Linked DNA regions of Homo sapiens: region 2 is linked to region 1. The links are chromatin contacts, found by Hi-C in ENCODE. All regions are on one chromosome and are shown on one strand. The core of a region is the stretch at or near the end of the contact, and the rest is flanking DNA. Distances in the headings are between cores, read along the strand shown. Region 1 overlaps LINC00511 (long intergenic non-protein coding RNA 511). Region 2 holds the start of LINC01152 (long intergenic non-protein coding RNA 1152).

Region 1 (7,429 bases), core at 3,762-6,261:
CCACGCCTGGCTAATTTTTAAATTTTTTGTAGAGATGAGGGTCTCGTTATGTTGCCTAGGCTTGTCTTGAACTCCTGGCCTCAAGCAATCCTCCCGCTTTGACCTCCCAAAATGCTGCTTGAACCCCTGTGCCTGGCCAAATGTCTCCTTTTTTTGTTTGTTTGTTTGCTTGCTTGCTTGTTTGACACACAGTCTCACTCCGTCACCAGGCTGTAGTGCAGTGGCACAATCTCAGCTCACTGCAACCTCTGCCTCCCGGGTTCAAGTGATTCTCCTGCCTCAGCCTCCCAAGTAGCTGGGACTATAGATGCATGGCCGCCACACCCAGCTAATTTTTGTATTTTTAGTAGAGACAGGGTTTCACCATATTGGCCAGGATGGTCTCGATCTCTTGACCTCGTGATCCACCTACCTCAGCCTCCCAAAGTGCTGGGATTACAGGTGTGAGCCACCATGCCCGGCCCCAAATGTCTCCTTTTTAAAGAGCTCTCAGCCTCTATTTAAAATTGCAACCCAATGGCCATGCCTCCCTCCAGCACTGGAGATTGTCTCAACTCTGCTTTCCTTTTCTTTTTCAGTAGCACTTATCAACTTCCAGTAGATAATATAATTTACTAATTTAACACACCTATTATTTATCACCTTTAGAAGCAGATTTCTCTGATGTATACTATGCACCCAGCACTGTACAGAAGAGAATTCTGAGCAGGAGAATTGGACCTTTTCCAGTATACTGAGACTTCTTCCAAAACTTAAGAAAATGTTTAGCTGGAAGATAGTCTGTGTCAGTCTGTTTTAAAATACAGGCATGCACACTGTGCCATGATGGCTTTCCCATCTCAGTAGTAGACTCTGCTTATCATGTCCATCAACAATCAGAAAATAATGATTTGTTCCTACATCAACACTGCAGTTACTCAGTTCATATATTTGTTTATTGAACTGAGAGCTTCTATTAAATTGTGAATATATCAAATAGTGTTTGTTGAGCTGAGAGTCTCTTTATGTGATAAGTTTGTTTCTAAAACTAATTGCTGCTTTAGAATACCTATAATGCAAATTATTCCGCCTGGTACCCGCTCCTCCTTTGAGAACAACGCTTCCCACCTCGTCCCACGGTTCTGGCAGGAGCAGCTCTGTTGGTGCATGGCCTTCTTCCTCCCCTTGGCTACAGTTGACGGGTCCAAGGATGGGCATCTGACTTTAGCTAATCCAATCAGAGTCCTGCCTTGAGATTTGGCTGACTAGAACCGAATAAGGGAAGCTCGCCCTCAGTGAAAGCTGCAAGATGTAAAAGTCAAGGGCAAGAGGGTGCTCATGTTTCCTCCCAAATGAAGAAAGCAGATCTGTAAAGAGAGAGAAGAAAGCTCCGTGCAGAGAAAACTCATTCCACACATGCCCAGAAGATGGACTATATTCTTTCTGTCCTTCCGGTTGATATTTCATTCTTTCTTGATTGTTGTTGTTGCTTTGTTTTGACATAATCCTTCCAATAAATACCTTGGGATCCATGCTAGTCCCACTTGGGGATCTACTCCTTGCAGCTCCCAATCCATGCATTAAGAGGTCATGATAAAGACAGTCACAGCTGGCCGGGCACAGTGGCCCACGCCTGTAATCCCAGCACTTTGGGAGGCCGAGGCAGGTGGATCACCTGAGGTCAGACTGGCCAACATAGTGAAACCCTGTCTCTACTAAAAATACAAAAATAACTGGGCATGGTGGCAGGTGACTGTAATCCCAGCTACTTGGGAGGCTGAGGCAGGAGAATTGCTTGAACCCAGGAGGCAGAGGTTGCAGCGAGCTGAGATCACCCCATTGCACTCCAGCCTGGCCGACAAGTGTGAAACTCAGTCTCAAAAAACAAAACATGACCGGGCGCGGTGGCTCACGCCTGTAATCCCAGCACTTTGGGAGGCTGAGGCGGGTGGATCATGAGGTCGGGAGATCGAGACCATCCTGGCTAACATGGTGAAACCCCATCTCTACTAAAAATAAAAAAAAAAAAATTAGCTGGGCATGGTAGCGGGTCCCTGTAGTCCCAGCTACTCAGGAGGCTGAGGCAGGAGAATGGCGTGAACCTGGGAGGCGGAGCTTGCAGTGAGCCGAGATCACGCCACTGCACTCCAGCCTGGGCAACTGAGCAAGACTCTGTCTCAAAACAAAACAAAACAAAACAAAACAAAACACAAAGACAGTCACAGCAACTACTGAGACGGGAAAGCTATCATGGCATGGTGTGCATGCCTGTATTTTAAAACAGACAGATACTTACAGACTATCTTCCGGCTAAACATTTTCCTAAGTTTTGGAAGAAGTCTCAATAAATTGGAACAAGTCTCAATTTTCCTGCTCAGAATTCTCTGATGCTCAGATGATGATGGTTCAATTGGAGGTAGCTCACCAGGGCAAACGGCCTGCTTCTGCACTGCCAGAGGAACGAAGGTGGAAGCCGCTCAAAAAGAGGAGCTTCAGTTGGAGCAACTCACCTCAGCACTAAAAGAAAGATGTGAAGTCCCCTGGGGAAGTCAGAAGCCGACAAAGGATGACAGAGAAAACTCCAGAAATGTTAAAGAGAAAGAGATCAACAACTGGTACATTAATAATCTGAATGATAGAAGAAACCTAGAAAATTTGCAAACTGCTTCAGTTGATGAAACTTTTCTCAATTGTAATAATTATTTGTCCATTCCATTATTATAAGGCCTCTGTTTGAGCAGAAATACCATGCATAAAAGAAGAGAAAAAGGATTTGTTCTGTGTGTCTTTTTTTTTGGAGACAGAGTCTTACTCTGTTGCCCAGGCTGGAGTGCAGTGGCGTGATTGGGCTAACTGCAACCTCCACCTCCCAGGATGAAGCAACTCTCCTGCCTCAGCCTCCTGAGTAGCTGGGACTACAGGCATGCACCACCACGTCCAGCTAATTTGTGTATTTTTAGTAGAGCTGAGGTTTCAACATGTTGGCCAGGCTGGTCTCGAACTCCTGACCTCAAGTGATCTGCCTACCTTGGCCTCCCAAAGGGCTGGGATTACAGGCGTGAGCCACCGTGCCCGGCCCTGTGTGACTTTTGACTCCAGTTTTTGGATGAATCAGGGTCCTAACAGGATACAAACAGCACAACCACTTTGGGGGACTGAAAAGAGCTTAAGACAGAGATGATGTATTATGGGATGGGCAGAGTTCAAGGAACCAACAAGGGAGAGTGCAGGTTCATGGGGCCAGCAGTGGTGGGAAGGCATGACCCCCACCCTCTGAAGTCAGACGGGGCAAGGAGAGCAGAATGTTTCCAGAACCCAGAGACAGCAGCTGCGGAGAAAGGACAGCCTGCCAGAAACTGAGGCTACTTTCCTTCCACCCTCTAATCTTCTGCTATTCGCTCCACTTGCTGAACTCAGCTGGAATCCAGTGGCCAAGGGAGCCTGCTGATGCAATCCCTACAAGGGCAGCTCTTGGGGCACAGATCAGGGGTGAAATGGAGACAAGATCTGGATGGGCAAAGGAAGGAGATCCAGCTCACGTTTCAAGGGTGAGTTTCCACTCTCGTGCCAGCGTTAGAGGGGGATGCTAGGGAGAGACAGCGCCCCTGACATCCCCCCCAGCTCTAGACCTCTGTTGCCACTTGGCTTTCAGACATCTGTCCCTCGGTGCCTCTCAGATCTAGCACATCCAAACCAGACCACTGATCCTGCTACTCAGTTCTGAACCATTCTTGGACCTCCTGATGATGTGTCATGCTATTTTTCCAGATTTCTCTTCCTGGCCACCCAGGCTTAAAGCCTCAGGGCTACCTCCACTGTGCCCTCTTCGACATGTGGTCAGTTGCTACCCCCTCCCTCCACAATCCTACACTCCACCATCTTACCCATCCTGTCTTTTCTCATTTTCTTCCAACTAGACCGGTGGCATCTACTTCTAACTGTCATCTCTAATCTCTTCCCCTTTAAATGTACCCTACACACCACAGCCTGATTAATCTGTCTAAAACACAGCATGGATGGTGATTCATCTGCCCATGTCTCAACCAACCCAGCCCTTCCTTGTTCCCCAAATATGCCCCATGCTTGCCTGCCTTCATTTCTTGGCTAAAACCTTTCCTTTGCCTGGAGGAGGGGCTGCCCTTCATCTTTTTCTCCTGAAGCCAAGCTTTCTTTCATGCTCCCAAAATATTTTCATCTTCCCTCCTCCCCTCTCTCTAGATATTCTGCTTGTACCTTTCTTATGGCACATATTCCAGCTTAACTTATATTACCGTAATTCGGGGACATGGGTTCTTTCTTATTTTCCTTACCCCATTGCAAATTTGAGAGCCAGAGTCATGCCCTGTTCATTTCCGTAGTTGCCCCTGAGACCTAGCCAAACAGCTGGCACATAGTGGATGCTAAATCCCCATGCAGTGAATGAATGAATGTGGCTATCACTTAGGATATTTTCCAAAAGCCGTATGTACAATATATTTCTTGGCCTGTCTCTCTTGTCTACATAATGATACAAATCAAGGAAGGCCCTAACGAGTCCCATGTTGATTGTGGGGCATATGACTAATCCCGTAATACACTTGGACTGCTTTATGAAAGCACTTTTCAAACAGCTTTATAGCATATCTAGGCCACAAGGTTGGGAATAGATACCTAGAGATTTATTGGATCATTAAATGAACTAGGGAACAATAGGCATTGTGTTAATTTACACACACAGTGGGAGAGATCCAGGACACCTAAACCATCCCCATGTTAAAAATCAGCCCTCAGGCCCCATATAGTCTGCAACTCACCCAAAAGTACCCCCACGAGGTACACAGGAGCCTCTCCCCAGGCTCATGGAAACAGCAACAAAAGTCTTAAAGTCTTAAGTCCACCACAAAGATCTGATCGGTGTAGGTGGGGGAGGATGGGTGGTGGGAGAGAAGAGAGGAATTGTCAAAAGTGCAGTGATTTAGTGTCTGTCTCTTTCTTCCCTTCTCCCTCCCTCCCTCCCATCACCCTGCCTCCTGCACAAGGAACTATTGAGAAGGCACAGAACAAACGCTCCCTTATGCGGCTCCCACGGCGTCTCTCGGTTTGTCGGAGACAGCTGCCCAAAGCACGCTATGGTTACTCATTACCCGGGTTCCCAGGCAGGAAAAGGAGCAAACTTAATAGACTCGAACTAACCCTGAGCTCAAATACTCCAGCCATAAATAAATAAATAAGTCAGGTGTACCAGGGGAAGGGGAGGGAAGTGAACGGGGAATGGCTGGGGAGGGGTCGGCAGTGTAAGCGGACTGAGTGGGGCCGGGTTGCGGGGGCGGGGGTGGCGGTGAACACAACCCAAGAGTTTCTGAAAGGGGAGGGGAAGGATGGAGGGAGGGAGGAAAACTCTTTTCTCCCTTTGGAGGAAGGACAGAGGGTGTTTGTGTTGCTTGCTTGTCCCCGCCTGCAGAGTGGACGAGAGGCTCTCAGCTGGCCATCTGGGGACCTTGCGGAAAACTAGAACTTTGAGGGGAAAGGAAAGAAAGTCCTGTTTCTCCAGCGTGAGATGTGGCTGGGGTTTTGCTTTCCTCCTGACTCACAGAGTAAATGGTTTAGTTCATGGCCATCGAAGTGCCCATTGAACAGATGGGAAGGGCAAGGATGGAGAGAGAAGCAAAGGGACTGAGGGGCAGAGTGACTGTTGGCAGGAAGTCAGTCGTGCTCCAAAACTTTGAAGTCGTCTCTATGAGTGCTCCTCAACCCACACACTTTTGCCCCTCCCCCTACTCTGGAGACACTGGGCAACGTCTGGAGAGGTTTTTCATGGTCACAACTGGGAAGCCAGGGTGGTACTGGCATTTAGTTGGTAGAGGCCAGGATGCTACTCACCACGCTACAAGGCACAGGACAAAACCCTGTAATAAAGAATGATCCAGGCCGGGTGTGGTGGCTCATGCCTGTAATCCCAGCACTTTGGGAGGCCGAGATGGGTGGATCACCTGGATCACCTGAAGTCAGGAGTTCAAGACCCGCCTGATCAACATGGTGAAACCCCATCTCTACTAAAATTACAAAATTAGCCGGGTGTGGTGCCAGGCGCCTGTAATCCCGGGTACTCGGGAGGTGGAGACAGGAGAATCGCTTGAACCCAGGAGGTGGAGGTCGCAGTGAGCCATGATCCAGCCATTGCACTCCAGCCTGGGAAACAGAGCAAGACTCTGTCTCAAAATAATAATAATAATAAAGAATGATCCAGCCTCAAATGTCACAGTGCTGAGACTGAGAAATCCTGCTCAAGATGTAAGTCTCAGAACCCAACCTCCATCCCAGGCTGCCTCTAATTCTGCAGAGGGCATCTGTCAGTCCATAACAGGTCCATAAATTCACTCCTTCTTCCAGGGTGAAGAATGGAGAAAAATCAAAGAACAGCACATGCAACGATGCATTGGTGATCTCCTTCCTGCTAACCCTGTGGCCAAGAACACAAAGCAAACACGACCCCCAACAGAGAAGGCAGGGGAGGAGCCCACCAGTCAAACCAGCATTCCCTAGTCCCCGCCTGATCATTGAACAGACTTGAGGGGGCGCAGCATCTTTTACCTGGTCTCAGAATTTCTGCCAGTCTTGGCATGTTGGGGGCTTGGGAGGTTGCATTTTGGGTTTTGTTTTATGGCTTAATCTGGACCTCAATTCAGTCAAGTCAATGAGAGCAGGGACAGTCCCCAGTCACCATCTCAGGACCATGGCAAAATGTAATGAGCTTTTTCAGGAATTTAAAGTACTCACAGAAGGGCCTTCTGCAAAAATGAAGCATGACCCAATGAGTGTAGCCCAGCGCAGTGAGGGTGGACAACTTCAAGGCCATTGTTTTTCAGGGGGCTGTGGCAGCCAAGAGTTGCTGGGCCCTGTACAACCGTCAAAGTACTCCCAGGAATGCCACTGGTCTTTCCACAGTTGTCCAGGGGTGGAGAATCCACTGAGGGTCAATGACTCTGTTACAGTCATGTCAGTACCTTAAAGGTTTGTGGTGGGGGGCTGTGGAGGAGTTGGGGAGGGATTATATCTGTAGTGTGTGCGTGTATGTGATGTGCATGTGCATGTATGTAATGTGTGTGTAGATGTGTGTGATGTGCAATGTTTGTGCATATGCGTGTGCTTGTACCTGTATGTGATGTGTATGCATGGCATGTATGCATATATATAATGTGTGTGTGTACGTGTGTGCCTGTGTGTGTGTGTATGACACACCAGCTGATCAATGCCAGAACAAGAAGACCAAGGAAGATTCCAGAGATAAGACTGTCCTACATCTCTGATTGATGGGCATCTTTGAAGACGTAGGCTAGCATCTAGAGGCTTCGAGAGGAAGCTCTGCAATTTCAATTCCTGTCTCTGCTACTTCGGAGCTACGTTACCTTGGGCAAGATGTTTAATTTCAGCAAGACCCAGTTTTTCTCGTCTCTGTAGAGGGGCAATAAAA
Region 2 (7,434 bases), core at 2,542-5,041, 580 kb before region 1:
CAAACATCCATGGCAACTTAGAATTTTTCCACTTTCTTTACATGTTCAATTGAGACCTTCATAAAATTATAAATGAAAGGATACATTATGAGCACTTTCTTTGAAGGGGAAAAAGAGGGTGGGGGGAGGCCTTGCCTGGAAGTAAAATTTTGGAGTCTATATCCTTCTTCTCTGCAGAACTCTTGGGAGCTTTCTCTGCCAACAGCAGGACCCCTAAAAAAAGCTTGCCTTTGCCTTCAGAATTCAAAAAAGTAGAACCACCAGTTGCTCCCCTGACCGTGGGTGAGACGTTGATCACTAGGTGGGGACTGGAAAGTCCTGGGCTCCACTTTCTTGTCCCTCAAGGACTGAGGTCAGTGTGTCTTGGCGCCTTATATCCACTCTCTCCATCCTCCCGCATTCCCTCCCCCTCAACCAGGGATTCACTCCTGTTTACACTGGGGAGACTGTAACTTCTGTTTCTTAACGTTTAAAAGAAGTTTAAAAGCTTATAAAAAGGCTCTTAAGATTTCTTGGACACCAATCACTTCTTACAGAACAATATTTTGATGAGTTAAGTGTAAATGAATCAGAAACCTATGTATTAAATTTCCCTTGACATGAACATCAATTTAAAATATTAATGGAAAAAATGCCCAGGGCTCGAAGTGTTGGGGGTTTTCTCAAACCCAAAATGCTTGAACGTGGAGTGGAAATCCATTCAGATCAACCAGATTTGCTGATCCTCCCTCTCAACCTCCCCTAGATTGTAATTACCGTGGAGGGAGTAGTATTTCCAGCTATTGACCATCTGGCTGGGGATAGATCACATTCCTGGTCATTATGCTTGCATCTCAGCAGAAGCCCAAGGCTGGGCTGAGGCTGTTGAGATGTCCAGCCGCTGTTCACAGAAGGCTGACCCTAAAAGCTGCCTTTTTTTTTTTTTTTTTGACCAAGGAAACTAAATAAACAATCACAGAAGATCATAAATCACTGACAAAGATATTTAGATTTGCAACAGCCCTCAAAAACAGAATGTGCCACAATTTATCCCTCAAAGATTAACTCAATCCTGGGTCCTATAATTGTGCATCCCATGACTTCTGATGATAAATGACACAAGGGTCAAAACTTGAGAATTGGTAGGTGTTTTTGTTTTGTTTTGTTTTAAATATTGACTCTGGGTCCAAGAAAACACCCAGAGGAACAGAAGCAACCCAAAATCCTGAAATCAGACTTGTTCCCTAAAATCATCACTCTCTCTATATATATTTATGTATATTTTTAATATATAATACATATGTATTTTATATATTATATATAAAATATATAAAATATATATTTTATATATTATGTATATATTTTTATATATATTATATATACATTTTTTTTTTTTTTTGGAGACAGAGTCTCACTCTGTTGCCCAGGCTGGAGTGCAGTGGTGCAATCTTGGCTCACTGCAACCTCTGCCTCCTGTGTTCAAGCGATACTTCTGCCTCAGCCTCCCCAGTAGCTGAGACTACAGGCACCCACCACCACGCCCAGCTGATTTTTTGTATTTTTAGTCGAGACGGGTTTTCACCGTGTTAGCCAGGATGGTCTCCATCTCCTGACCTCGTGATCTGCCTGCCTCGACCTCCCAAAGTGCTAGGTTTACAGGCGTGAGTCACCGTGCCCAGCCCTGTTTTTTTAAGTTGGTTTTTCATCTCTGTTTTGTTTTGTGAACGGATGACCACACACACTAGGTTGAGTGACAAAATAAGGAGATGGAACCAAGCGAAAGAGATGTCAAGCCTCTCCTCTTTGGTCACGTTAGCTAATCTGAACATTTGGGACCTGTGTCACAGATACTACAACTATGAACAATTGCTAACTTCTTGGTGAAACACAGCATGTGTCCAGCGCTTCAAAAGTATTATTGGGAGCATGTCTGCCTAATCTTCAACCCAACACTCATTCTAGTAACACACATGAAAGGGTTCTGTGAACTCTCATAAACTATCCCCACATAAACTGTTTTTACTATTATTTTCAAAAGTCATATCCCTCACCCGCTTAAGGACAGCTTAACAGTTCTCAGTGCTTTAGAAGATGCCCTTATTCATCTCTATCTCAGGAGGGGTGAGGACCCAAGAGTTCCCTTCTAATGGGATATTTTCCCTTGCTCATTCCTTCTCAGAGACACTCTCTCAAAGGTTTGGCAGGGTCTGGTGGTCAGGGAAGAGTGCATCTTTACAGAAACATACCTTTTAAAAACAGTGTTCAGCCTTGTCCTACTCAAGGCACATGCTGGATATATGTTTGTTGAATGGCTAAGTCAATGAGTGAAAGAATGAAAAAGCCATACCTCTTTTACAATAAATTTGCATAGACGAATGAAAAATTAAAAGACTGTCAGAGACAGGTACAGCACAAATTGCCCCCACCTCAACTAGCCATCCCTTCAACTCCAACCCCTCCCACCACAGAAGATGATTAGGGTTTTTTAGGAAAAAAAGAGAAGCTGTACAGCAATGACACACCCCAAAGACAGCACACTAAGATTCCTTTGCTTTATATTGTTTATAATGTTTAACCTCTCTGGTGGCCACCAGTTCTTAAAAGCTCCTAAGCATTTTCACAGAAAATATAAGAGGAAAACCAGCAATAGTAACAACGTCAATGGTGCCGGCAGACACAGAAAGACTCAGAAAAATATGGAGGCTCTAGGATGCCTGATAACAAGTCTCATTTCCTAAAATGAGATCTGGGGACTGGAGAAAGTGTTATCAACCAAGACAAGGAATAGGATAGACATCAGAAGTGCCCAATTCCAACACATTTTCTGAGACTCCTTTCCTAGGCAAACCTGATGAATGTGCAGACATAAATAGATAGTCCTACCATAAATTGATCTCTTTTTATCCTAAGTAATCAAGGTCCAGTCATTTCCCTCAAGCTGGGCTTCTATTGCTCTCTCTGGAGATTCAGCATAAACATGTCCTTGAAGTTTTGCTCAGGTAGATGAAGGTGGCAGAAAGCATGCAGCTACTGGGGTTAGTGGCTGTCCCCTGATTAAGTGCAAAGGTGGAGACCCATAGTTTATCCCCAGAAAGTTTCCATGCTTTCCCCTGGCATTTTCTCTCAAGCTTTTACAAGCCTTGTTCAGGGAGTGGAAACTCATTTTAAAGGTAGTTTAGACCCACCCTTCCCTTAAGGGAAATTTCTATGCAGGGGGAAAGCAAGCAAAACAAAACAAAAGTTACACTTCAAAGCCTTACAAGATAACCACAGGGAGAAGGCTAAGTCCTCCCAGTTACTCAGCCCTCCCCTGTGCTAATTGCAGGAGGTAGAGCCTGACTGTATTATTATTTGCATACTTGATCAGAAGAAGGGCCACAGAAGGAGGTCTAGAAGCTCAGCTGGTGTTTGACTGACATCTTTTAGGACTTGGACCCCACCGCCCACCCCCGCAACCAACACCACCACCAGTCCAGGACCTGATGTAATATTGCCACAGACTGATTCCCGTTGCCTTTGATATGCAACCTGTGCCTACAGTCAGCTCTCAGGGCTAAAGAAAACAGTCAGCTCCTGCGGCATCTGATTTGCCTCCTGCCCTCGCTGCTGTTAATCTGCAACACGCCACAGCCTCTAGATCGCTGCCGTTCAGAGTCGGATGTCATGGGGGCGACTGGCAGGGGTTCTTTCTTCTTTCGGTTTGATACATCCTTCCTTCCGCTGCTCCTCGCAATCAACCGCTAGGGGAAGGAGGGAAGCAGGCAGGAGGGAGAGCGGGAGACTTCCGGAAATCCCTTTCCTCCCTTCCCTTCACAGGTTGCCCCATAGTGACCCTGGAGACTCCCGCCTGCCCCCAGTGAAGGAATTGGTTACTCTCCCAGAGCCCTCCCGGGCATCGCCCCCTTCCTCACTTCCTCCTCTTCCTGCCCCCAGCCTCTACCCCTCCAGCCTCCTGTGGCTTCACAGGCAAGTGCCGCATCCCAGGAAGAAGGAGTTGGAGCTCCGTGATGGTGAGCTTTCAGACTTCCCCCTACAACCTCCGCCTCCCCAAAGGCACAGAGGCAAGCAGTGGCTTCCCTGGTATCATTTGTGGATCTAGGAGCATGAGGGAGCTATCGAAGACGGCATGTAGCCTGTTCTTCTTTCTCTTAGTAAACAATAATATCTAAATGTGCTAGAGGGAAAATACTTTTTAATTTATACTTTAAAACTGGTTTAGATTTTGAATGTATAGTCTGTTTTCCTGGAGTCCAATTGTAACATGAACCCCAAACCTAGGAGTTCTGTTTTTATACATCAGGAAGGGGACCAACCCACTCACCCATCCACCCATCTTTCAACTCACCCACCCACTCTTGTTTATAACTGCATAGTGGTTTATTTTGCCAGCACTAAACTATGCAGCTTGTTTCCCCTTTGCCAGCCTCTGCAGACAGAAAGCAAAGGCTGATCATTCTCAATTGACATGTGCACCCCTACTCTGAAGCTACAGCTGGATGACACCTCAGACAAATGCACTCATACATAAAAGTTTTTCTGCATGTTTTCGTTTTTGATTCTTTTATTGGAAGCATTTTTATGGCTGGGAGGTAGGTGCACATCCATTACAGTGAGGGGTCAGATATTAGAATACTTACGGTGCTTATAATTTTAATAGGATCACCCCCCTCATCCCTCATTGCCAATCAATTTCACTCTGTTTCAGGGTCACAGATCATACCCCTAATCCTGGCCAGTTGTCTCACCAATGTGTGTCACAAGCGGCCTGGGGCAAGAAAGTATAGATGACCCAGCATAACCGTTGCTTCTATTGCAAAGGGTACATCCTACAAAGAGCAGAACACGATTAGAGGCAGGCATAATTGCAGGCACTAAATTAGCATGGGTCTCTCAGCCAGGGGCTAATCTAAGCCAGACCTCACGTCATGGCAGGCCATGAGTACATCGCAATTACAATTCAAAAGAAAAGAGAAAAATCACCCTTGATTCTCAAATGTTTATTTTTAACACGGCAGATACTTAGCAATTATATCAGAGGCTGAGGCATCTGGAGTAAGCAAGAAAGGTGATTTGGGTTAATAATCTTTGAAAGGCTAAAGGATTTTCAATGTATGTATAAGACTGAGCCCTGTGCATGCTCCCCATTCTCTCCCTGACATCAGCCACATCCACCCCACCTCTGCCGCTACACGTTGGTGCTACCCAAGGTCTCCATTCACGCACTGTCCCTCTGCATCTCATGCTTCATCCGGGCCCTCCTCTGACCTGACCTTACCTGGCTGACTTAGTGCCCCAATTCTCTAAAACATGGAGAGATGGAACTGGTAGCTTGAACCCTCCCAGTTCCATCTCTTCCCTTTGTAAGTTTTCCCGGTGCCCTTGGGCCCCATGTTTCTAGACTATGCCCTAACACAGAGCCTTTAAAGCTTACTTCCACATGAAGGCAGAAATCAATCTTGGGCAGCCAAAACACATATGCTTTCTCAGTGGTAGGCTTAGGAGTGATTTTTTTTCTCTACAATCAACATGTATTAATTTTACATTCAAAAATTGTGTGTGCGTCTGTGTTTATTCGGTTTCAAAATCCAGTATACAACAAACTTTGCTTCTCCTGGCTTTTTAAACTCTTTTCACATGCCATAGTCCTGGTTCACCAGTGCAATTAATTTGCCTTTGAATTTGCCACTGGGATTCTTTTTGGTCGGCGGGGGGCTGTAGGTCGGGGTCAGAGTCTTGCTCTGTCACCCAGGCTGGAGTGCAGTGGCATGATCATAGCTCACTGTAGCCTCAAACTCTCAAGTTCAAGCAATCCTCCCACCTCAGCCTCCTGAGTGGCTGAAATTACAGGCACAAGCTACCATGCCTAACTAAGTTTTTAATTTTTTTGTATTGACAGGGTCTTGCTATGTTGCCCAGGCTGGTCTCAAACTTGTGGCCTCAAGTGTTCCTCCTGCCTCAGCCTCCCAAAGCACTGAGATTACCCTGCGTTTTTGTTTTTGTTTGCTTTTTTATTAATCAAAGTAGAAATCACAGACCCATTGTATTTCTACAGGTGAAATCATTACAATGTTGCCAGGGATTAATTTCTATGAGTGGATGAGAGGTCTCTTTTTCACAGTTTTCTTTTTGTCAGGGGACTACTGCCCTGATAAAACTTAGGCCTTCCCTGGCTAGGACATAGTAACCCTTCCAGCCATATTATAATGAATTTTGTAAAACTTGGCCAAACATTAGGCTGTACTGGAATGTTACCTTTTTAAATTTCAGAATAAATAGGCTATCAGCAGGATCACGGACAAGTTTTGATCATACAGAGACAGCCATTGTAATAGGACTTTTTCTGTGTTAATATAATGATTTAATAAAGCCATTTGGCACATAAATAAGACTCTCTTAGACCAAGCATTCTTAACAATGAGAGAATTGAGATCAGCCTATAGGGTGTATTAGCAAAAGTGTCTTTTCCAGCTTTAGTAAAACTCTTCCATCTGTTTAGCAATAATTTTATTATTCTGTATTAAAAACCCTCCTGAAATAGATGTGGTAAAAAACGCTCTGCCCCTGTTATGATACTTTCCAAACAAGCTTAAAATTGCTCAGAAACAAAAGGCAGGAGAAAAAAGAAAGGGCAGTGTCTCCAGATAATGAAGTTCTGCCTTTGTGTTTTATCTGTAAAACAGTACGGTTTGAAAAGTCTGGATCCCATTTCATCTGAACGCAACATAAATGTAGTGCCTGGAATCCTCCCAAATGAATAAATTCTTTTCTGATAATTTTTAAGTGAGGAAAGATCAACAGGATAGGGGCATGAGGTGGGGGGCGGGGTAGGGGGGATTATAGGCTGGTGTGTGTGTGTGTGTGTGTGTGTGTGTGTGTATTTAGCAGGACAATTGGGAGAGTTCTGGACATAATTTTTTTCTTTTCTTTTTCTTTTTGGTGAACCATGCTGAATTTTGTCTCTCTTTCTTGAAAAACCTTAATAGATTTGTGTGTTTGTTGACCAAGTGCTCTTTTTCATTCCTATTCAGCTTGCCTGTCCCATCCCAAGTATACTTGCCTCAGATGGCAACATGACAAAGCTCCCTTCCTTCTCTCGAATGGTTTGCAAGCTTCTGGTCTTCTTTTTCTTCTCCCTGGATTGTGCACAAAATTATGCCAATTTATGGTGGGGTAAGGGGATACTCCATGGACCACTTATCTCTTTAATTTTCCTCCATGTTGTGAGGTCTTGCTGAGCGCAGTCTGCAACTTCTGGAGTGATGAAGAGAACAAAAAGCTGTAGGCCTGTCACACTAACTTTCAGGATTGAGGTTACCAAAGAGGAACTGTGTAATTTCTTTATATAAATGGCTTAACCAGACCTCAAAAAGTCCTGCAATGAACACAGTTCTCTTTCGGGCTTAATGTTCTCACTTTGCTTCTTTGTTTAAAAAAAAAAAAAAAAAAAAAGGTTGG

Evidence for each region. Hi-C counts contacts between places; a loop is a spot of excess contacts on that map. Pooled maps may share reads with other maps.
Region 2: a loop to region 1 is called in a pooled map, with 3 times the contacts of the local background. The contact joins the promoter of LINC01152 here to the enhancer-like site in region 1. A Hi-C loop is called at or near these places in 3 of 37 single-sample maps with no recorded cell type and 2 of 50 pooled maps.

Annotation. Positions count from the first base shown.
Region 1 is chr17:72,610,185-72,617,613 of GRCh38, forward strand. The region is part of intron 3 of LINC00511 (long intergenic non-protein coding RNA 511); the gene reads right to left. Among named protein-coding and RNA genes, the nearest start is that of LINC00673, 21 kb to the left of the region's middle. Within about 2 kb of position 5,012, at least 11 of the 41 ENCODE cell types and tissues checked have a DNase peak (open chromatin) inside an H3K27ac peak, as active enhancers do.
Region 2 is chr17:72,026,863-72,034,296 of GRCh38, forward strand. It overlaps LINC01152 (long intergenic non-protein coding RNA 1152), which reads left to right and starts at 3,792. Exons shown (of 3, transcript NR_110132.1): 1 at 3,792-3,989. LOC102723517 (a long non-coding RNA gene) reads right to left here. Exons shown (of 3, transcript NR_110877.1): 3 at 7,245-7,434. RefSeq lists an enhancer at 2,917-3,687.